3 separate regions of the Homo sapiens genome follow, and all the other regions are linked to region 1. A link is an interaction called in ENCODE POLR2A ChIA-PET data of the cell type or tissue named here. Cell type or tissue: PC-9. All regions are shown on one strand. Region 1 holds the start of DAGLB (diacylglycerol lipase beta). Region 2 has its middle 82 kb from the start of CCZ1B. Region 3 has its middle 27 kb from the start of MIR589.

What was found. ChIA-PET counts read pairs that join two places held together with the same protein. Peaks named below come from ENCODE experiments on the same cell type or tissue, not always from the same donor. Only the 100,000 strongest peaks of a DNase experiment are listed, where the experiment ranks them.
Region 2: POLR2A ChIA-PET joins it to region 1 with 24 read pairs; 2 of 35 experiments call an interaction of 5 or more read pairs at or near these places.
Region 3: POLR2A ChIA-PET joins it to region 1 with 13 read pairs; 2 of 35 experiments call an interaction of 5 or more read pairs at or near these places.

Annotation. Positions count from the first base shown.
Region 1 is chr7:6,443,735-6,451,734 of GRCh38, forward strand. It overlaps DAGLB (diacylglycerol lipase beta), which reads right to left and starts at 4,220. Exons shown (of 15, transcript NM_139179.4): 1 at 4,014-4,220; 2 at 2,219-2,370. The coding sequence starts at 4,108. RefSeq lists an enhancer at 4,428-4,477. In PC-9, a CTCF peak has its summit at 4,343; DNase peaks (open chromatin) are centred at 97, 3,447, 4,297, 4,827 and 1 weaker place; H3K4me3 peaks cover 1,986 bases; H3K27ac peaks cover 4,035 bases.
Region 2 is chr7:6,904,269-6,912,268 of GRCh38, forward strand. No RefSeq gene overlaps it. Among named protein-coding and RNA genes, the nearest start is that of CCZ1B, 82 kb to the left of the region's middle. In PC-9, no CTCF peak of the experiment used is centred here; no DNase peak of the experiment used is centred here.
Region 3 is chr7:5,464,805-5,472,804 of GRCh38, forward strand. It overlaps a transcript of FBXL18 not described here. Among named protein-coding and RNA genes, the nearest start is that of MIR589, 27 kb to the right of the region's middle. In PC-9, no CTCF peak of the experiment used is centred here; no DNase peak of the experiment used is centred here.

The DNA of each region.
Region 1 (8,000 bases):
CTCGTCCATCCCAATTCAAGCAGTGACAAAGGACTAAAACATGGCGGATGGTGGCATGTCACACAGCCCTGCCTCTGACCAATGAATCATTTCTAAGAATGCATTCCTTTATTAGTCACCACAGTGCTCACATCATCCTATGAAGCAGAGGAATCCAACAGGGAAGGTTTCCAACACTTCTGGAGACATTCTCAGATAAATGGTTATCTACAGAAAACTGTAACACATATAAAAAATATGAAGAATAGGTGATCAGACGCGGTGGTTCACCCCTGTAATCCTAGCATTTTGGGAGACCGAGACGAGAGGATCACCTGAGCCCAGGAGTTCAAGATCAGTCTAAGCTATATAGCAAGACCCTGTCTCTACAAAAAATAAAAATAAAAAAAATTAGCCAGGTATGGTGGCACGTGCCTGTACTTCCAGCTACTTGGGGGTTGAGAAGAGAGGATTGCTTGAGCCCAGGTATTTGAGGCTGCAGTGAGCTATGATTGCGCCACTGCCCTCTAGCCTGGGCAACAGAGCAAGACACTGTCTCTAACAACAACAAAATAGTTGTAACCCTCACAATGTAAAAATAAAAGGGACCAGGCGCGGTGACTCACACTTGTAATCCTAGCACTTTGGGAGGTCGAAGCGGGTGGATCACGTGAGGTCAGGAGATCGAGACAAGCCTGACCAACATGGTAAAACCGCATCTCTACTAAAAATACAAAAATTAGCCAGGCGTGGTAGCGGGTGCCTGTAATCCCAGCTACATGGGAGGCTGAGGCACAAGAATCACTTGAACCCAGGAGACGGAGGCTGCAGTGAGCAGAGAGCACGCCACTGCACTCCAGCCTGCGCAGCGGAGGGAGACTCTATCTCAAAAAATAAAAATAAAAAATAAAAGGATCAATAGCCTAGTCTAAAATTGGGCAAAAGATCTGAACAGACATTTCCGCAAAAATGATACACAAATGAGCAATAAGCAAATGAAAGGATGCTCAACATCATTAGTCACCAAAGAAATGTTCCTCAAAGCCATGAGACAAAAAACAAATGGCCTGTGGCCCCAGCTATTCGGGAGGCTGAGGCAGGAGAATCACTTGAACCCGGGAGGCAGAGGTTACAGTGAGCCGAGATTGCGCCATGGCACTCCAGCCTGGGTGACAGAGTGTGACTCCGTCTCAAAAAAACAAAACAAAACACAACAAAACAAAATCATGAGCTACCACTTCACATTCACTAGGATGGCTATAATTAACAAGTCATATAATAAGAGCGTTGGGCAATTAGAACCCTTATACACTGCTGGTGGGAATGTAAAATGGTACAGCTGCTTGGAAAAGTCTGGCAGTTCCTCAAAAGGTTTCACAGAGCATTAACACATGATCCAGCAATTCACTCCTAGGTACACACTCAAGAGAAATGAAAACATGTCTGTATAAACACTTGTATGCGAATGTTCATAGCTGCACTATTCGTAATAGGTGAAAAATGGAAACAATCCAAATGCCTACCAAATGGCAAAGGGATAAATAAAATGTGGTCCATTCATTCGATGCTCTTATTCAGCCATCAAAATGAAGTACTGATACATGCTAAAACATCGATGAATCTTGAAGACATTATGCTAAGCTTAAGAAACCAGACCAAAAGGCCACACAGTGAATAAATTCCACTTATATGATGTCCACAATAGGCAAATGTACACAGACAGAAAGCAAATTAGTGAATGCTTAGGGTTGGGAGAGTTTGGGGAAAATGAGGAGTGACTGCTAATGGGTATGGGATCTCTTTCTTTCCGTTTTGTGACAGAGTCTCCACTCTGTCACTCAGGCTGGAGTACGGTGGCATGATCTCAGCTCCCTAGCAGCTGGGATTACAAGCATGCACCAACATAATTTTCTCTATTTTTAGTAGAGACGTAGAGATGGGGTTCCACTGTGTTGGCCAGGCTAGTCTCATGCTCCTGGCCTCAAGTGATCCACCCACCTCGGCTTCCCAAAGTGCTGGGATTACAGGTGTGAGCCACTGTGTCCCGCCTGGTACAGGATTTCTTTCAGGAGTGAAGAAAATGGTATAAACTTGATGATGGTGATGGCTGCACAACTCTGTGATTATATTAAAAACTGTTGAATTGGAAAGTTTACAGAAGTGAATTGTATGGTATGTGAATTATATCTCAATAAAGCTATAAAAAAATAGGTATCAAATAGAAAAGGCTACTTTTTACCTCTCATGCTGACACACATGATGGCTGACACAGTACATATGACAACTGCCAGGAGAATCATGAGGACGATCAAGTAACTGCTGAGCAAGGCTCCACCAGCACAGTCCAGCTTTCCTCTGTGCATGAGATACAACGTCAGAATGCCAATCCACCTGGCAAAAAAAAAAAAGGGAAGGGTCAGAAATGAAATCCAAGGAGCTGCTGTGTAGAACATGATACAAAGAAATAAAAGGGGACAGGGCGCGGTGGCTCACACCTGTAATCACAGCACTTTGGGAGGGTGAGGTGGGCGGATCACAAGGTCAGGAGATCGAGACCATCCTGATCAACATGGTGAAACCCTGTCTCTACGAAAAATACAAAAAAAAAAAAAAAAATAGCTGGGCGTAGTGGTGCGCACCTGTAGTCCCAGCTACTCGAGAGGCTGAGACAGGAGAATTGCTTGAACCTGGGACGTGGAGGTGGCAGTGAGCCGAGATCGTGTCACTGCACTCCAGCCTGGGCAACGATATGAGACTCCGTCTCAAAAAAAAAAAAAAAAAAAAAAAAAAAAAAAAAGAAATAAAAGGAGTTAATATTTTCCAAAACAAGGCAAGGTTCACTTTGGAATATAATTTTCTTTTTGTAGAGACAGGGTCTTGCTATGTTGCCCAGACTGGTCTTGAACTCCTGGCTTCAAGTGATCTTCCTGCCTTGGCCTCCCAAAGTGCTGGGATTACAGGCATGAATCACTGCACCTGGCCTGGAATATAATTGCCAACAATAAAAGATCTAGGCCCGGCACGGCGGCTCACGTCTGTAATCCTAGCACTTTGGGAGGCCAAGGCAGGAGGATCACTTGAGCACAAGAGTTGGACACTAGCCTGGGCAACACGGTGAGACTCCATCTCTACAAAAAATAGAAAAAGTTAGCTGGGCGTGGTGGCACGAGTCTGTGGTCCCAGCTACTTGGAAGAGTGAAGTGGGAAGATCGCTTGAGCCCAGGAGGTTGAGGCTGCAGTGAGTGGTGATCGCACCACTGCACTCCCGCCTGGGTAGCAGAGTGAGACCCTGTCTCAAAAAAATAAAAAGAAAAGGGGTCTCACTATGTTGCCCAGGTTGGTCTCAAACTCCTGCCCTCAAGCAATCCTCCCGTCTCAGCCTCTCAATGTGCTGAGATAACAGGCGTGAGCCATGGCGCCCAGCCAAGAATCTACTTTTGCATAACAATGATTCATTCCCTGCACAGATCCTCTGGGAACAGACTTCAGGTACCAATGCCACTTCCCACTGATTCCACACTTTGAAAGACAACAGCGTTGTATGTTGAGCCTGTCTGCTTCTCACGAAATGCAGCCACAACCGGCTCGGTATTTTTTCCTATCCTTCGTGTTGCAGATTCAAGTGCCCCGTACAAAGGGAAGGAAGGGCACAAGTGGCTGCTCCCGCCTCAAGAAAGGAGAACTCGAGGCCAAGGCTTTTGCCGGCGGTAACACCCTCGTGGCACCCCAGGGCCAGGTCTCGGCGCTGCACACAAAGGGGTGCTCGCGTCCTGCTGCGCGGACTTCGAAACCCCCTGTTTGTCCCCCGGGGTCAGCCCACACACTCTGGGGGCTTCGGTTTGTCATCCGTCAAATGGACACAGCACCACTGCCCACCTCTTCGGGCAGTGGTGAGAACTCGATAAGAGGATGCGTGGCCAGCGCTGGGACCGCGACAGTGCTTGGGAAGCCACTTCTGTCACCGTCTCAAGGGACAGCTCGCCCCCCGCTCCCTCTCCGGTGGGCTCCACCGCCCCCGTAGCCGCCGTCCTTACCACAGCACTCGCACGACCAGCTCGAAGAACCCTGGGAAGACCAAGTCGTCGCTGGCGATGGCCCAGCGCCGGCCGAAGAGTACCATCCCCGGCATGGCGAAGGTCCCGTAGCTCGCACTCAGGAGAGACCCCGCGCGCCGTTCACCGAGAACAAACCAGCACCCTCCGGACGCCGCCACCAAATTATCGGCGCTCAAGCGCAAACGCAGCGAGGGCGGGGACCTGCGCATGCTCACGCTGAGGCCGAGATCGGCGCAAGCGCACTGAGCCCTACACCGCCTCTTCCGCCGGAGCTGTCTGCGCCTGCGCAGAAACGCTGATCCGGAAGGCGCTGGCTGAGTCGATTGCAGGTCTGCCGGTCGGTGAAATCCGTTCTGGTATTTTCTTTTTCTTTTTCGTGAAGAGTGCAGTGATATCCGTTCTGGTGATATTTCCTTTTCCTTTTTTTTTTTTTTTTTTTTTTTTTTTTTTTTTTTTTTTTGGTGACGGAGTCTCGCTCTGTTCCCAGGCTGGAGTGCAGTGGGTGTGATCTCGGCTCACTGCATCCTCCGCCTCCCGGGCTCAAGCGATTCACCTGTCTCAGGCTCCGGTGTAGCTGTGATTACAGGAGCGCGCCACCACGGCTAATTTTTGTATTTTTAGTAGAGACGAAGTTTCACCATGTTGGCCAGGCTGGTCTCGAACCCCTGACCTCAAGTGATCCGCCCGCCTGGGCCTCTCAAAGTGCTAGGATTACAGGCGTGAACCACTGCGCCCGGCCCTGTTTGTCTGTTTGTTTAAGGCAGCGTATGGCTCTGTCGTTCAGGGTGGAGTGCAGTGGCGCAATCATGACTCACTGCAGCCTTGAACTCCTGAATGCCGCCTTGAATTCCTGGATTCCAGCGACTCTCCCACCTCAACCTCCTGAGTAGCTGAGACCAAAGGCACGTGCCACACTCCCGGCTAATTTATTTTTATTTATTTATTTATTTATTTATTTATTTATTTAGAGACATAGTTTTGCTCTTGTTGCCCCAGGCTGGAGTGCAATGGCGCGATCTTGGTTCACCACAACCTCCATCTCCTGGGTTCAAGCGATTCTCCTGCCTCAGCCTCCTGAGTAGCTGGGATTACAGGCATGTGTCACCATGCCCAGCTAATTTTGTATTTTTAGTAGAGATGGGGTTTCTCCATAAATTTTCCTATTTTTTGTAGAGACCGGAGTCTCACTCTGTTGCCCAGGCCGGTCTTGAACTCCTGGCCTCAAACCATCCTCCCGCCGCAGCCTCCCAAAGTGCTGGTATTACAGGCGTGAGCCACTACACCTGACCGAAATTTTCATTTTATAAGGAGGGACGCTTCAGGCCTGGAGGAATTAGCTAGCCTAGAGACCCAGGCTGTCAATGGCAGGTGTGGGACTCATATCCCGTTCTGTGAGACTTGCAAGCATGGGACAACATTGCTTCCATCTGTGCCCCTTGCTGTAAGGAGCCCGTGTTAGGAACCCCTCGAGTTCAGGGTCTGAAACCACCCTGCAGCTGGCGGGGTGGAGTCTGAGCGCTTTTCAGTACCCCCACTGCCCCACCCTGGTCTGAGCCACCTTCATCTCCTGCCTGGGCTCATCACCCCACTGTGCTTTCTCATTCTGCTGTGCCCTCTTCAGCAGCCAGGGTGACTTTGTGAACCTTCAGATAAAGCCTGCACCCTGCCTGGGACTTTGCAAGGCTGCACTTTGTGCATAAAATTACATTGCAGGCCAGGCGCGGTGCCTCACGCCTGTAATCCCAACACTTTGGGAGGCTAAGGTGGGCGAATCACGAGGTCAGGAGGAGATCGAGACCATCTTAGCCAACATGGTGAAACCTCGTCTCTACTAAAATTTAAAAAAAAAGTTAGCCAAGTGTGGTGGCACGCACCTGTAGTCCTGGCTACTTGGGAGGCTGAGGCAGGGGAATCGCTTGAACCTGGGAGGCAGAGGTTGCAGTGAGCCAAGATCGCGCCCTGCACTCTAGCCTGGCAACAGAGCAAGACTCCGTCTCAAAAAAAAAAAAAAAATTACACTCCAGCCCCTGGCAAAGGCCTTTCCCTGGTAGTCACACATCAAAAGTTTGTAAGGGCTCATTTATCTGTCTCCCTGGTTACTATTTGCCTCTATCACCCACCCCACTGCCTGCCGCCTTTTCCCCCTCTGAAAAGACATCAGGGTCATTTTTGCTCCAGGGGTTCTACATTCTGTGTTTCCTCTGCCAGGAATAGCCCCCCTGCAGGTTTTCTGTTACTGGATGGAAAGTCTTGGCTGTGAGTTGGTCAGGGGCTTGCGTGTTGAACCGAGAATTGCAACACAAGGCCGGGCACGGTGACTCACGCCTGTAATCTCAGCACTTTGGGGAGGCCGAGGCGGGTGGATCACCTGAGGTCAGGGGTTCAAGACCAGCCTGGCCAACACGGCGAAACCCTGTCTCTACTGAAAATACAAAAACTAGGCCAGGCACGGTGGCTCATGCCTGTAATCCCAACACTTTGGGAGGCTGAGGCAGGAGGATCACCTGAAGTCAGGAGTTCAAGACCAGCCTGGCCAACATGGCGAAACCCCGTCTCTCCTAAAAATTAGCTGGATGTGGTGGCACATGCCTGTAATTCCAGCTACTCCGGAGGCTGAGGCAGGGGAATCGCTTGAACCTGGGAGGCGGAGGTTGCAGTGAGCCAAGATCGCGCCCTGCACTCTAGCCTGGCAACAGAGCAAGACTCCGTCTCAAAAAAAAAAAAAAAATTACACTCCAGCCCCTGGCAAAGGCCTTTCCCTGGTAGTCACACATCAAAAGTTTGTAAGGGCTCATTTATCTGTCTCCCTGGTTACTATTTGCCTCTATCACCCACCCCACTGCCTGCCGCCTTTTCCCCCTCTGAAAAGACATCAGGGTCATTTTTGCTCCAGGGGTTCTACATTCTGTGTTTCCTCTGCCAGGAAGAGTCCTCCTGCAGGTTTTCTGTTACTGGATGGAAAGTCTTGGCTGTGAGTTGGTCAGGGGCTTGCGCGTTGAACCGAGAATTGCAACACAAGGCCGGGCACGGTGACTCACCCCTATAATCTCAGCACTTTGGGGAGGCCGAGGCGGGTGGATCACCTGAGGTCAGGGGTTCAAGACCAGCCTGGCCAACATGGCGAAACCCTGTCTCTACTGAAAATACAAAAACTAGGCCAGGCACGGTGGCTCATGCCTGTAATCCCAACACTTTGGGAGGCTGAGGCAGGAGGATCACTTGAAGTCAGGAGTTCAAGACCAGCCTGGCCAACATGGCGAAACCCCGTCTCTCCTAAAAATTAGCTGGATGTGGTGGCACATGCCTGTAATCCCAGCTACTCGGGAGGCTGAGGCAGGAGAATTGCTTGAACCCGGGAGATGGAGGTTGCAGTGACCCAAAATCACACCACTGCACTCCAGCCTGGGCAACAAGAGCAAAACTCCATCTCAAAAATAATAAATAAATAAAAATTGCAACAAAAACCCCACAAAGCAACAACGACAACAACAAAAAACAAATCAACAAAAGACAAACAAATGGCGTAAAAAGCACAGATTGATTGACACGAAGTTCAAGAGACCACACAGCTCAAGAGACCCCTCAATTAGGGTCTTCATTAAGCAGAAAGAATGTGGTTAACACTCATGGCTGAAGTGGAAACTTCTGTCTTGTTATCACAGAAGTGCAGATGTGGCCTCTATGCTGCCTTATCTTGCCCAGAACTGGCTGCACCTGCTGATCTTTTGCTTATGCCTTAACCCTTGTTAACCATTGATTACCCTCATTCCTGATTCTCCTGCCTCATTTCCTTTTTTTTTTTTTTTGAGATGGAGTCTTGTTCTGTGGCCTAGGTGGGAATGCCATGGCGCGATCTGAGTTCTGCAACCTCAGCCTTCTGAGTTCAAGCGATTCTCCTGCCTCAGCATTCTGAGTAGCTGGGATTATAGGCATATGCCACCATGCACAGCTAATTTTTGTATTTTT
Region 2 (8,000 bases), 460 kb after region 1:
GCTCCATGAAAAAGATCCACATACAACCTCAGGTCCTCAGACCCACCAGCCCAAGGAACATCTCACCAATTTTAAATCGAGTAAGCGGCCTCTTCTTACTCTCTTCTCCAACCTCTCTCTGTCCATCAACCACTTTCTCCTTTCCAGTCTTCAATCTCTCCCTTCTCTTAATTTCAATTCCTTTCATTTTCTAGTAGAGAAAAAGGAGACACGTTTTATCCATGGACCCAAAACTCTGGCACCGGTCATGGACTGAGAAGGCACATTTCCCTTGGTGTTTAATCATTGCAGGGATGCCTGATTATTCAACCACGTTTCAAAGGTGTCAGACCACCCAGGGACGCCTGCCTTGGTCCTTCACCCTTAGCGGCAAGTCCCGCTTTTCTGGGGGAGGCACAAGTACCCCAACCCCTTCTCTCCGTGTCTCTACCCCTTCTCTGCTTTTCTGGGGGAGGGGCAAGTACCGCTCAACCCCTTCTCCTTCACCCTTAGTGGCAAGTCCCACTTTTCTGGGGGAGGTACAAGTACCCCAACCTCGTACCTCTGCACCCCAATCCCTTATTTCCGCACCCCGACCCCTTTTCTCTGTGCCCCAATCCCTTATTTCCACACCCTGACCTCTTATATCTCTGCACCCCAATCCCTTATTTCCATGCCTGGACCTCATATCTCTGCGCCCCCACCCCTTTCCCACTTTTCTGGAGAGTAAGAACCCCCGAACCCCTTCCCTCCGTGTCTCTACTCTCTCTTTTCTCTGGGCTTGCTTCCTTCACTATGGGCAACTTTCCACCCTCCATTCCTCCTTCTTCTCCCTTAGCCTGTATTTTTAAGAACTTAAAACCTCTTCAACTCTCACCTGACCTAAAATCTAAGCATCTTATTTCTTCTGCAATGCTGCTTGACCCCAATACAAACTCAACAGTAGTTCCAAATAGCCAGAAAACGGCACTTTCAATTTTTCCATCCTGTAACATCTAAATAATTCTTGCCGTAAAATAGGCAAACGGTCTGAGGTGCCTGACTTCCAGGCATTCTTTCACACATCAGTCCCTTCCTAGTCTGTGCCCAAAGCAACTCATCCCAAATCTTCCTCCTTTCCCTCCCACCTGTCCCCTCCGTCCCAAACCCAAGCATTGCTGAGTCTTTCTAATCTTCCTTTTCTACAGACCCATCTGACCTCTCCCCTCCTCCCCAGGCTGCTCCTCGCCAGGATGAGCTAGGTCCCAATTCTTCCTCAGCCTCTACTCCTCCACCCTATAATCCTTTTATCACCTCCCCTCCTCACACCGGGTCCCGCTTACAGTTTCATTCCATGACTAGCCCTCCCCAACCTGCCCAGCAATTTACTCTTAAACAGGTGCCTGGAGTTAAAGACATAGTCAAGGTTAATGCTCCTTTTTCTTTATCCCAAATCAGATAGCATTTAGCCTCTTTTTCATCAAATATAAAAATCCAGCCCAGTTCCCGGCTTGTTCGGCAGCAACCCTGAGACGCTTTGCGGCCCTAGACCCTAAAAAGTCAAAAGGCCGTCTAATTCTCAATATACATTTTATTTCCCAATCTGCCCCCGACATTAAATAAAACTCCAAAAATTAAATTCTGGCCCTCAAACCCCACAGCAGGATTTAATTAACCTCACCTTCAAGGTGTACAATAATAGAAAAAAGTTGTAATTCCTTACCTCCACTGTGAGACAAATCCCAGCCACATCTCCAGCACACAAGAACTTCCAAATGCCTGAACCGCAGTGGCCAGGCGTTCCTCCGCAACATCCTCCCCCAAGAGCTTGCTACAAGTGTCAGAAATCTGGCCACCAGGACAAGGAATGCCCGCAGCCCGGGATTCCTCCTAAGCCACGTCCCATCTGTGCGGGACCCCACTGGAAATCGGACTGTTCAACTCACTGGCAGCTGCTCCCAGAGCCCTTGGAACTCTGGCCCAAGCTTCTCTGACTGACCCCTTCTCAGCTTAGCGGCTGAAGACTGACGCTGCCTGAGTGCCTCGGAAGCCCCGTAGACCATCATGGATGCCGAGCTTTAGGTAACTCTCACAGTGGAGGATAAGTCCGTCCCCTTCTTAATCAATACGGAGGCTACCCACTCCACACTACCTTCTTTTCAAGGGCCTGTTTCCCTTGCCTCCATAACTGTTGTGGGTATTGACAGCCAGGCTTCTAAACCTCTTAAAACTCCCCAACTCTGGTGCCAACTTAGACAACACTCTTTTAAGCACTCCTTTTTAGTTATCCCCACCTGCCCAGTTCCCTTATTTGGCCGAGACACTTTAACTAAATTATCTGCTTCCCTGACTATTCCTGGGTACAGCCACACCTCATTGCCACATTTTACCCCAGTTCAAAGCCTCCTTCACATCCTCCTCTTGTATTACCCCATCTTAACCCACAAGTATATGATACCTCCACTCCCTCCTTGGTGACCAATCATGCACCTCTTACCATCTCGTTAAAACCTAATCACCCTTACCCCACTCAACGCCAATATCCCATCCCGCAGCATGCTTTAAAACATTTAAAGCCTGTTATCACTCTCCTGCTACAGCATGGCCTTTTAAAGCCTATAAACTCTCCTTACAATTCCCCCATTTTACCTGTCCTAAAACCAGACAAGCCTTACAAGTTAGTTCAGGATCTGCGCCTTATCAACCAAATTGTTTTCCCTATCCACCCTGTGGTGCCAAACCCATATACTCTCCTATCCTCAATACCTCCCTCCACAACCCATTATTCTGTTCTGGGTCTCAAACATGCTTTCTTTACTATTCCTTTGCACCCGTCATCCCAGCCTCTCTTTGCTTTCACTTGGACTGACCCTGACACCCATCAGGCTCAGCAAATTACCTGGGCTGTACTGCCACAAGGCTTCACAAACAGACCCCATTACTTCAGTCAAGCCCAAATTTCATCCTCATCTGTTACCTATCCTAGCATAATTCTCATAAAAACACACGTGTTCTCCCTGCTGATTGTGTCTGATTAATCTCCCTAACCTCAATCCCTTACAAAACAACAACTCCTTTCCTTCCTAGGCATGGTTAGTGCAGTCAGAATTCTTACACAAGAGCCAGGACCGCACCCTGTAGCCTTTCTGTCCAAACAACTTGACCTTACTGTTTTAGGCTGGCCATCATGTCTCTGTGCAGTGGCTGCTGCCGCCCTAATACTTTTAGAGGCCCTAAAAATCACAAACTGTGCTCAACTCACTCTCTACAGTTCTCATAACTTCCAAAATCTATTTTCTTCCTCATACCTGATGCATATACTTTCTGGCGCCCCGGCTCCTTCAGCTGTACTCACTCTTTGTTAAGTCCCACAATTACCATTGTTCCTGGCCCGGACTTCAGTCCAGCCTCCCACATTATTCCTGATACCATACATGACCCCCATGACTGCATCTCTCTGATCCACCTGATGTTCACCCCATTTCCCCACATTTCCTTCTTTCCTGTTCCTCATCCTGATCATGCTTGATTTATTGATGGCAGTTCCACCAGGCCTAATCACCACACACCAGCAAATGCAGGCTATGTTAAACACACCTCACCAAGCTCAGCCGACTTAAAAAGGACTGGACAATACTTTTACCACTTTCCCTTCTCAGAAGTCAGACCTGTCCTCAGAATGCTACAAAATACAGCCCATTTGAGCTCCTGTACAGACGCTCCTTTTTATTAGGCCTCAGTCTCATTCCAGACACCAGACCAAGTTAGACTATGCCCCAAAAAAACTTGTCATCCCTACTGTCTTCTGTCTAGTCATACTCCTATTCACCATTCTCAACTACTCATACATGCCCTGCTCTTGTTTACACTGCCGGTTTACACTGTTTCTCCAAGCCATCACAGCTGATATCTCCTGGTGCTATCCCCAAGCCTCCACTCTTAACTCTTGAGGTAAATAAATAATCTTTGCTGACAAGGCTATGCTGAACCTCCTTAGGCACTCTCTAATTAGATGTCCTAGGTCCTCCCAATTCTTAGACCTTTAATACCTGTTTTTCTCCTTCTCTTATTCCATTTAGTTTTTCAGTTCACACAGAACTGTATCCAGGCCATCAACAATAATTCTACACGACAAATGTTTCTTCTAACAACCCCACGATATCACCCCTTACCACAAAATCTTCCTTCAGCTTAATCTCTCCCACTCTAGGTTCCCACGCTGCCCCTAATCCCGCTCAAAGCAGCCCTGAGAAACATTGTCCATTATCTCTCCATACCGTCCCCCAAAATTTTCGCTGTCCCAACACTTTACCACTATTTCATTTTATTTTTCTCAGTAATATAAGAAGACAGGAACGTCAGGCCTCTGAGCCCAAGCTAAGCCATCATAGCCCCTGTGACCTGCATGTACACATCCAGATGGCCGGTTCCTGCCTTAACTGATGACATTCCACCACAAAAGAAGTGGAAATGGCCTGTTCCTGCCTTAACTGATGACATTATCTTGTGAAATTCCTTCTCCTGGCTCATCCTGGCTCAAAACCTCCCCCACTGAGTACCTTGTGGCCCCCACTCTGCCCGCCAGAGAACAACCCCCCTTTGACTGTAATTTTCCTTTACCTACCCAAATCCTATAAAATGGCCCCACCCCATCTCCCTTCAATGACTCTCTTTTCAGACTCAGCCCGCCTGCACCCAGGTGAAATAAACAGCCATGTTGCTCACACAAAACCTGTTTGGTGGTCTCTTCACATGGATGCGCATGAAACTGGGGTCCTCACGCCCACCAGCCCAGAGTACTCTCTAGAGGAAGGCTACAGATACTTCCTGGCTCGCTCATCCAAACGTTAGCTGTCTTGCTGAAACTCCTTTTGTCACCCTTGAAAACCACTGGAAGAATGGCCAAGAACCCAGCTATCCTGAGTAAGTTCACTTAAAGAAGCAAAATCTGACATGAGTGGCAAAACGGACATTGGCACCAAGAGTGTGGGTCAGAGTCCTGCCCCTTGGAACTACATCATCGCTTGTACAGTGTACCCCCCAGGCACCAAGAGACCAGGCGGAGACCCTTCAGTGGCCCTGGGCCTCTGGTCACTGTCTTCCTGCCTGGCACAGAGGCAGGCCCTCATAAATCAATGAGTACTGAAAGTTCCAGCCTTCTTGGTGGGTTCTCTGCACCCCGTCGTGAGCCACACCCTGCCCCAGGGAAATCAGGGTCAACTTGATGCTACCCCTAGGCCAGTGCCCCTTCTGCAGTGCCCCAGGCTGGCACCCCATACTTAGATCTCTTCAGCCTCTTCATGAAAACCTTCTTGTCCATCACCCCAGCATTCCCCAGACTGTGCTAAATGAGCAGCTGACCACACGTCAAATCAATTTTCAGAGTTTGCCTTTGGTTTAATATTCATGGCTTATCCAAAAGATCTTGTCACCATAGCTAGATGAAAAAAATGACAAGGCTCTGGAGAAGCAGAGCCACAAGATGGAAGATACCTGGGTCCTAGGTTCATGAGGAGAGGAGCTTCTTGCTCCACAGACTGTCACATGAGTGGGAATGAAACTTTTGCTGCGTTTAGACGATTACCTTTCTTCACTCTGTCACATAGTCTATCCCCGCTAAACAGAACTTGACCTCCACCAGACCGTTTACATCAAGACCTATATGTGTAGTGCAGCGGCCTGAGCCTCCAATCCATGCCCCACCTATCCAACCAGCCTTGCCATATTCTAACTCTGAGAGTGGTATTCTGGGGGCAGACGCTCAGAGCATAGAATTGACTAATGCCAGATACTTCAGGCGCTTTGCACTTTGAAGTCTCTCTGTCCTAGCACATTCCAAGTACAAAGAAGACACTTCAGCAGTACAACCTGGCCTACACTCAGTTCAATTACTTCTTCAAAAACCTAGGCCCGGCCAGGTGTGGTGACTTACATCTGTCATCCCAACACTTTGGGAGGCGGAGGTGGGTGGATCACCTGAGGTCAGGAGTTCGATACCAGCCTGGCCAACATGGTGAAATTCCATCTCTACTAAAAATGCAAAAAATTAGCTGGGTGTGGTGGCAACCCCCTGTAATCCCAGCTACGCTGGAGGCTGAGGTGGGGAAATTGCTTGAACCCTGGAGGCGGAGGCTGCAGTGAGCCGAGACTGTGCCACTGCACTCCAGCCGGGGAAACAGAGCAAAACCCCATCTCAAAAAAACCCAAAAAAACAAAAACAAATAAAAACAAGCCTAGGCCCACATCCAGACAATGGAATGTTATTTAGCACTACAATGAAATGAGCTATCAAACCACAAAAAGCCATGGAGAAACCTTAAATGCATATTCCTAAGTGAACGAAGCCCATCCGAAAAGGCTGCACACTGTATGATTCCAACGATATGACATTCTGGATAAAGCAAAACTATGGAGACAGCGAAAATATCCATGGTTTCCAGAGGTCAGGAGAAAGGAGGAATGAATTGATGAAACACAGAGGATTTTTAAGGCAGTGAAACTACTCTGTGTGATACTACAATGGTGGATCCACGTCATTGTCCATATGTCCAAACCCATGCAATGTACAACACCAAGAGTGAGCCCTCATGTTAACTATGGACTCTGGGTGATAGTGCCCACCTCGGCCTCTCAAAGTGCTGGGATTACAGGTGTGAGCCACAGCGCCTGGCCTCTGCTTCATTTCTCTAACACATTAAGTCTATTTAAAAGGAAAAAAAAATTCCCTATCCCCAGGATAGCATTACCTTTGGGAGGAGAGGAGCTAGCGTTAGGGAGGGGAGAATGAGGTGCTCAGGCAAGCTGGCCATGCCCAGTTCCTTGATCTGCATGACGTGCATGTGCTTTACTGTGTGAAAGCTCACCCGGTTATCCACTTGGGATATGTAAACAAAAATGTTTAAGGAAACTTCGAGGATGGGCTGCTGGGTGACAGCAGGACAGGCTCATGAGGACCAGCCATCACCCAAATGCTCTGGTCCTCCAGGCTGCCTGCCCATGCCTCAAGCTGTTTGGTCTACAGTGCCAAAAGGTCAGGAAGAAGGACAGTTAGGACAACCTCATAGTTTCAGCAACATGGAGGCCATCAAGAACCATTTTGAAACCATATGGAATGGGGGGTGGGGACAGAAGCTTGTTTGGAAAAGGTAGAAAAGTGAGTGGAGGGGCCAGGTGCGGTGGCTCATGCTTGTAATCCCAGCACTTTGAGAGGCTGAGGCAGGTGGATCACCTGAGATTGAGAGTTCAAGACCAGCCTGACTAACATGGAAAAACCCCATCTCTGCTAAAAATACAAAATTAGCCATGTGTGGTGGCAGGTGCTTGTAATCCCAGTTACTTGGGAGGCTGAGGCAGGTGAATCACTTGAATCTGGGAGACAGAGGTTGCAGTGAGTTGAGATTGCACCATTACACGCCAGCCTGGGCAGCAAGAGCAAAACTCCATCTCAAAAAAACCAAAAAAAAAGAAAAGTGAGTGGAGGTTCAGAAAGTCAAAGATGGTCCATGTGGTAGGCAGAATAATGGCCCACAAAGATGTCCACAGGCCTTAATCCCCAGGACCAGTGATTATGTTACCAGACATTGATGGAAAAAGGGACTTGGCAGATGTGATTAAGTTCAGGATTTTGAGTGGGGGAGATTATCCTGGATTATCTGGAAGGGGTTTATATAATCACAAGAGTCCTTAAAATGAGGAAGGTGGCTGAGTGCAGTGGCTCACACCTGTAATCCCAGCACTTTGGGAGACCGAGGTGGGTGTATCACCTGAGATCAGGAGTTTAAGGCCAGCCTGGCCAACATGGTGAAACTCTGTCTCTACTAAAAATACAAAAAATTAGCCGGGCATGGTGGCTGATGCCTGTAATCCCAGCTACTCAGGAAGCTGAGGCAGGAGAATAGCTTGAACCTGTGAGACGGAGGTTGCAGTGAGCCAAGATTGCACCATTGCACTCCAGCCTGGGCAACAAGAGCAAGACTCTATCTCAGAAAAAGAAAGAAAGAAAGAAAGAGAGAAAGAAAGAAAGAAAGAAAGAAAGAAAGAAA
Region 3 (8,000 bases), 980 kb before region 1:
TGTAATCCCAGCACTTTGGGAGGCCGAGGTGGGCAAATCACCAGAGGTTAGGAGTTTGAGACCAGCCTGGACAACACGGTGAAACCCCGTCCTACTAAAAATATAAAAATTAGCCGGTTGTGGTGGTGCGCGCCTGTAATCTCAGCTACTCGGGAGGCTGAGGCAGGAGAGTCACTTGAACCCAGGAGATGGAGGTTGCAGTGAGCCGAGACTGTGCCATTGCACTCCAGCCTGGGCGACAGAACGAAGCTCCATCTCAACAAACAATACTAATAAAATAAACAACTTTCTTACAATCAAAATAAAAGATCATATCGTATCTAGTTTCTGCAACTTCTCTCTGGGATCAATAGACTGTGAACTATTTTTTGTTTACCAGATCTATGATAGGTACGATTTTATTGATTATTTTTTTTGAGACGGTCGTGCTCTGTCGCCCAGGCTGCAGTGCAGTGGCATGATCTCAGCTTACTGCAACCTCCGCCTCCCTGGTTTGAGTGATTCTCCTGCCCCAGCCTCCCAAGTAACTGGGACTACAGGCGCACACCACCACACACAGGTAATTTTTGTATGTTTAGTCGAGACGGGGTTTCACCATGTTGGTCAGGCTCTTCTGGAACGCCTGACCTCAAGTGATCCACTCACCTCAGCCTCTCAAAGTGGACTGATTGATTGACTGATTGATTGATTGAGACAGTCTCACTCTGTTGCCCAGGCTGGAGTGCAGTGGTGCGATCATAGCTCACGGCAGCTTTGAACTCCTGGACTCAAACAGTCCTCCCACCTCACACCACTGCACTCCAGCTCGGGCAACAGAGCAAGACTGTGTCTCAAAAATAAAAATAAACAAAAATAAAATCTGGAAAAAGGGGGAGAGAGGGAGGGAGGGGAGAAATGGTGGAAAAACTACCTATTGGGTACTATGTTCGCTATTTGGGTGATGAGTTCACTGGAAGCCCAAACCCCAGATTATACAATACACCCATGTACAAAAGCTGCACAGGTACCTCCTAAATTTTTTTTTTTTTTTGGAAATGGAGTCTTAGTCTGTCGCCCAGTCTGGAGTGCAGGGGCACAATCTCAGCTCACTGCAACCTCTGCCTCCCAGGTTCAAGCGATTCTCCTGCCTCAGCCTCCCGAGTAGCTGGGATTACAGGCGCCAGCCACTATGCCCAGCTAATTTTTGTATTTTTAGTAGAGACAAGGTTTCACCATGTTGGGCAGGCTGGTCTTGAACTCCTAACCTCAGGTGATCTGCCTGCCTCGGCCTCCCAAAATGCTGGGATTATAGGCGTGAGCTACCGCACCTGGCCCTCCTGAATCTATTTTTAAAAAACAAGTCTGGTAAAAGACATCAGAGAATTTAAAAAAAAAAAAGAAAAGAAAAGAAAAAAAAAAGAGGTCACCAGAAACCCTTCCATCTGGAAGAAACGGTGTTAATTACCACACAGTGCCTTAAAGAAATGCAGGTTAAATCTCTTACAGTCTTGGAGGGTCAGAAGTCCGAGATAGGTCTCCCTGGGCTCAGGTCAAGTGCAGGCCGTGCTCCTCCTGGAGGTGCTGGGGGATGATCCCCTTTCCTGGCCTTTGCCAGCTTCTAGAATCTGCCTGCACTCCTTGGCTGGAGGGAGGACCTCACACACAGTGCGGCCTCTCCAGCACACAGAGTTGCTAGAGGTCCTCCCTCCAGCAACTGCCCGTGTTTCTCCCTCACCAGCCCTCGGCTCTTCCTCTCCTGCCTCCACGGCCCTGGTGATTGGACTGGGCCACCAGGATAATCCCAGAGCCTCTCCACATCTCAAGGTCCGCTGATCCGCAACTTCCGTTCCCCTCTGCCACAGAACCCGCAATCATGGGATCTGGGGACTGGGGCATGGACATCTCTGGGGCTCATTATTCTGCCTCCACAGCCGGTCACAGCACCGCCGTGCCACGACCCAGCCAAGGCCTGGGCAGGAGGCAGGAGGGAGGCAGGAGCCCGGGACTCCTGGGGGTGACAAAGTTTGCAGCTATCACCCTGATCCTCAATCCCGGAGGCAGCCAGCTGGAGGTCGCCCCATCTCGGGACACAAAAGCAAACTCAGTGGGCTTGTGGGGAACGAATGCGCAACAGAATTTACATCAATTTAAATGTACAGGCAGTGGCTCACTCCTGTAATCCCAGCACTTTGGGAGGCCGAGGCAGGCGGATCACCTGACGTCAGGAGTTCAAGACCAGCCTGGCCATCACGGCGAAACCCTGTCTCGATTAAAAATTTAAAAATTGGCCGGGCACAGTGGCTCACGCCTGTAATCCCAGCACTTTGGGAGGCGAAGGCGGGCGGATCACGAGTTCAGGAGATCGAGACCATCCTGGCTTACACAGTGAAACCCCGTCTCTACTAAAAATACAAAAAATTAGCCAGGCGCGGTGGCGAGCGCCTGTAGTCCCAGCTGCTCGGGAGGCTGAGGCAGAAGAATGGCCTGAACCTGGGAGGCGGAGCTTGCAGTGAGCCGAGATTGCGCCACTGCACTCCAGCCTGGGTGACAGAGCGAGACTCCGTCTTAAAAAATAATAATAATAAATAATAAATAATAAATAAAAATAAAAAATTAGCTGGGTGTGGTGGTGGGCACCTATAATCCCAGTGACTCGGGAGGCTGAGGCAGGAGAATCACTTGAACCTGGGAGGCGGAGGTTGCAGTGAGCCGAGATCACACCACCGCACCCCAGCCTGGGAGGCAGAGTGAGACTCCGTCTCCAAAAAAAAAAAAAGAAATCAGGGAACTTTGCAAATAAAAATACCCTTTTGGGCAGCAGCTGAGAGCTGTCCTTCCCGTTTCGAGGGCCAGATCACGCCAGGGAAAGACACTAAGGCCACACCTGATACACAGCTCCGCCTCTGGGGTCCTCAAAGTTCCTCCCCGTCAAAAAATATTAATCCTCCGCTCCAGCCGTTTCACTAAGGAGAGTCTCTTCTAAAGAAACAATCCTAAAGATAGAGAAACAGCAGCCTAAGGAGATGGGAGCTGCTTTCCTTAGGAGACTGACTCATTGGAGACAACCTAATTGTCTGACAGCAGAAAGAGCTTGTGACAGCAAAGCCCTGTCATTAAAATGATGGAGGAACCCAAGAGGCTGCACTGCGTGTGTGAGCAGAAAAGCAGGACCCGAAATCCAATGATTGCAGCCTCGAACTTTTTTTTTTTTTTTTTGGAGATGGAATCTCGCTCTGTCGCCCAGGCTGGAGTGCAGTGGCACGATCTCGGCTCACTGCAAGCTCTGCCTCCCGGGTTCAAGCAATTCTCCTGCCTCAGTCTCCCGAGTAGCTGGGACTACAGGCGCCCGCCACCACACCCAGCTAATTTTTCTGTATTTTTAGTAGAGACGGGGTTTCACCGTGTTAGCCAGGATGGTCTCGATCTCCTGACCTCGTGATCCGCCCGCCTCGGCCTCCCAAAGTGCTGGGATTACAGGCATGACCCACTGCGCCGAGCCCTGTTTTTGTATTTTTAGTAGAAACGGGATTTCACTGTGTCAGCCAGGATGGCCTCGATCTCCTGACCTCATGATCTGCCCGCCTTGGCCTCCCAAAGTGCTGGGATTACAGGCGTGAGCCACCACGCCCAGCCACCTCAGACATTTTTTAAGAGCCTAGAACAAAGGCTGGAAAGACGTTAACTGAAATATTAACGGATGCACTGCCAGGCGGGTGAGAACGTGGGTGTGAACTATCTTTTCCCTCTGTTCTACTTTTCGGAAATTTTCACATTTTCTAGAAAAGGAACATAATAGAACTAAGTTTACCTCTTTTTATATTTATTTAGTTAGTTATTGAGACAGCGTCTTACTCTGTTGCCCAGGCTGGAGTGCAGTGGTGATCTTGGCTCTCTGCAGACAACAACTCCTGGGCTCAAACGATCCTCCCACCTCAGCCTCTCAAGTAGCTGAGACTACAGACGCGCACCACCACGACGGGCTAACTTTTTAGTTTTTGTAGAGACAAGGATCTCACTATGTTGCCCAGGCTGATCTCAAATTCCTGGCCTCAAGTGATCCTCCCATCTCAGCCTCCCAAAGTACTGGGATTACAGGCATGAGCCAACATGCCAGGGCCTAAGTTCACCTCTAATCAAACTGGCTGTGTTCACTACTAGGTGTATAAAATTAATCCAGTCCCTTTGTTTTGGTGTGTGAATGTGTGTGTGAATTGAGAGTGTGTGGTGTGCGGGTGTGATGAGACATAGGAGACTGTGCGTGAGCAGTGGGGGTTGTGTGTGTGTCTGCATCTGTGTGGACATGTCTGAGTGACTATGTATGAAGAATGTGTGTAAGAATGAGTTATGAGTGGACTCTGTGGCTCACGCCTGTAATCCCAGCACTTTGGGAGGCCGAAGTGGGTGGATCACCTGAGGTCAGGAGTTCGAGACCAGACTGGCCAACATGGTGAAACCCCGTTTCTACTAAAAATACAAAAATCAGCCAGGCATGGTGGCGTGCACCTGTAATCCCAGCTACTCGGGAGGCTGAGGCAGAAGAATCGCTTGAACTCCGGAGGTGGAGGTTGCAGTGAGCTGAGATCGTGCCACTGCACTCCAGCCTGGGTAACAGGGCAAGACTGTCTCAAAAAAAATTTTTTTAAAAGAATGTGAGTTATGTGAGCATGTGTGTGCTACATGAGTGAACACGGGCATGTGTGTGTAAATGAGCACATCTGTACTTGTGCACGTGAGTGTGAATGTGTGAGCTATCAGTGTGTGGGTGTGTGTGGGGGGGGTGTACGTGCAAATCCACACAGGTGCTGCGTGGAGATGAGAACGTGTGTGGTGTGGGTGTGAGTGTGAGCGTGCAAGGGTGTGCATATAGGAAGCTCCGTGTGTGGATGTGAGCGTGGGAGCGTGCCGTGGAAAGCATGGGGTGTCCGTGTAAGTAGAGTGCGTGTGGGGTGAGCAGAGGTGTGTCTGTGTGGCTGGGGTGGAGGTGTGGACTCAGGCGGTGTTTGTGGACATGTGGAAGTGTGAGCACTGCTGGAACTGTGTGTGTGTGATATGGGTGTGACACGGGAGAGGGTTTATGAGCCTGAGTGTGAGTGTGCAGGTGTGTGTGCGAGGGCATGTGTGTGGGTGTGGTGTGTGTGAATGCGGAGTGTGCGAGTAAACGTCCGTGTGTGAATGTCAGAGTGTGGGATGTGGCATGTGATTGTCAGAGTGTCTGAAGTGTACGGGTATGAACGGGCGTGGGCGTGGGGCCGTTGGACGAGTGAGTGCACATGCGTGTGCGTGTGCCAGTCTGCGGGCGTGGGTGAGGGACTGATGGAGCGTGTGCCTTCCCAGCAGGGGCTAGAGATCAGCCTCGGGCAGTGACGCTGGGGCACCTCCCCTGCCAGCCATCATCTTCCCCAGGCTCTGCAAGGCTCAGCTGCATGCTGGCCGAGGGGGCCTGGCACACAGAGGCCGATCCCCAGAGGGACAGCAGGGGTCTGGCATCATGGCAGGGGACACAGCGCCACCCTCAGGGGCCCCGTGACCAAGGCGTGCCCCTCCCTACCCCTCACACATCCACCCCTCCACCCTGCCCCCAAGGCGGGTACCCAGCGCAGGCCCGGGCAGCTGCCCCAGCTCCTGGACCCTCCACATCAGAGTTCCCAAGACACCCGTGCCCGCGGGAGCCTGAGCTGCCACGAAACCCGAGAGCCAGGAACTCTGGGAAACCCGCAGTTCTGAGCTGCCCAGAGAAACCGCAGGAAGGGCCTGGCCAGCAAGTCACCATTCCCGGCTCCTGAGTGTCACCACGGCCAGCCTTCCACAGGGCAGGCAGACACAAGACACAACACACAAAAGGAAGGGGAGACCCCCAGGCCCCTTCCGCAGAGGCTTCTCCGACCCCCGGCCCAGAGGCTGCCCCCTCCCCTTCCCGGGGGGGAGATGTCCCCTTCCCGGGGGGGAGATGTCCACTTCCTGAGCTTGGAACACAGCAGAGTGGCCCCCGGCACCTGTGAAGGGACACAGGTGACATCCTTTGCTCTCCCAGCGCGGCCGGCTGGGAGCTCTCCTCCTTCACCCAAGGCCTGGAGATGGCGGTGGCTGAGAAAGGCTGGCCGGGTTCCCAGGCTGCTCCAGCCACGCAGAGGCGTCCCTGTGTCCTTGCCAATGGTATCTGAGTAGGGACTCCCCTCCCTCATCCGTGCAGAGCAGAGGCCCAGCGTGCAGCATCTCACCCGGGCTCTGTGACTGTGCGACACGCTAACCACCACTAGCTGCGTGGCCTTAAGCAGGCAGCTGACCCCCGGGCGCCCCGACTTCATCTGCAAAGCAAGGGTCACGGCAAACCATGGCTCCGAAGCTAGGATTCCGTCACGCCATCTCCACTATCCTGCAAGTTCAACGCCCGCAATAAATCAGCCGCTGTGCAGGGCTCCTGGGGGCAGCCAAAGCCTCTCGAGCTGGCTCTTCCGCCCTCCTCCAGCCACGACTCCCGAGGCTTCCAGTGCAAACCCTCGGAACACACGGGCCGGGGCTTTTTCGCTCTGTCGCCCAGGCTGGAGTGCAGTGGCGCGATCTCGGCTCACTACAACCTCCGCCTCCCGGGTTCACGCCATTCTCCTGCCTCAGCCTCCCAAGTAGCTGGGACTACAGGCGCCCGCCACCACACCCAGTTAATTTTTTGTATTTTTAGTAGAGACGGGGCTTCACCATGTTAGCCAGGATGGTCTCAATCTCCTGACCTCGTGATCCGCCTGCCTCGGCCTCCCAAAGTGCTGGGACTACAGGAGCCCGCCATCACGCCCGGCTAATTTTTTGTATTTTTAGTAGAGACGGGGCTTCACCGTGTTAGCCAGGATGGTCTCGATCTCCTGACCTCATGATCTGCCCTCCTCGGCCTCCCAAAGTGCTTTTCATTTTTACTTTAAAGGCTCGCCACATGGACAAAGGCCAGGCGGCTTCACACACTCAGTCGACTCCAGGTACAGACCCCTGACCTTTTCAGGGCTCTTCGCATGTTCTGGCCTCCCTGGCGTAGTGCCCCCCACAAAACAGGGGCATCATGGCCAGGCGCGGTGGCTCACGCCTGTAATCCCAGCATTTTGGGAGGCTGAGGCGGGAGGATTTCTTGAGCCCAGGAGTTTGAGACCAGCCTGGGCAACACAGTAAGACCCTGTGTGGTGTGGTGGGGCGCACCTACAGTCCCACCTCCTCGGGAGGCTGGGGCAGGAAGATCACTCAAGCCCAGGAGGTCGAGGCTGCAGTGAAGCAGGATGACGCCACTGCACTCCAGCCTGGGTGACAGAGCAAGACCCTATCTCAAAACAAAAATGAAGCAGGAGCATCAGCTCAGGAGGTGTGTGGGAAAACACAAGTTCCCCCAGACCTGGGCTGAAGCCGCTGCCCCCACTACACCCCCAGCACGCCCCTCAGCAAGGCCAAGGCCAACACCAACAGGCCCAGTGCACTAAGACGCACTTTCTAAAAATGGCCACAACATGACCTCCCACCCCAAGAGGTCTTCTGCAATGACAGCTCATCACTCATCCTGGCAAGTGGGGGGTCTGTGCCCCGTCTCTTGACTGTGGCAGCTTCTGGGACTGCCTTGGTCAACAGGGTGTGGAAGTGATGCCATGTGACAGCCAAAGCCAGGGCCCGTCCTTCTGGTTTTCTGGAGACGCTTGCTCTTGGGACCCAGCTGCCACGCTGTGAGGAAGCCCAACTAGCCTATGTAGAGAGACCACATGGAGAGGCCACTTAGACCACATGGAGAGACCACATGGAGGGGCCACATGGAGAGGCCACGTGACAAGGCCACATGGAGAGGTCTCATGGAGAGGCCACACGAGGCCACATGGAGGTGTTCTGGCCACAGGCCCCACTGAGGTCCAGGTCAACACCAGCATTGACCACCAGACCTGCGAGTGAAGATGCTTCCAGGAGACTTCAGTCCCCAACTGCTGAGTCACTGTGGTGGAGGCTCCAGACACCATGGAACAGATAACTCGTAGTGCCATCCCCTGTGCAAATACCTGCCC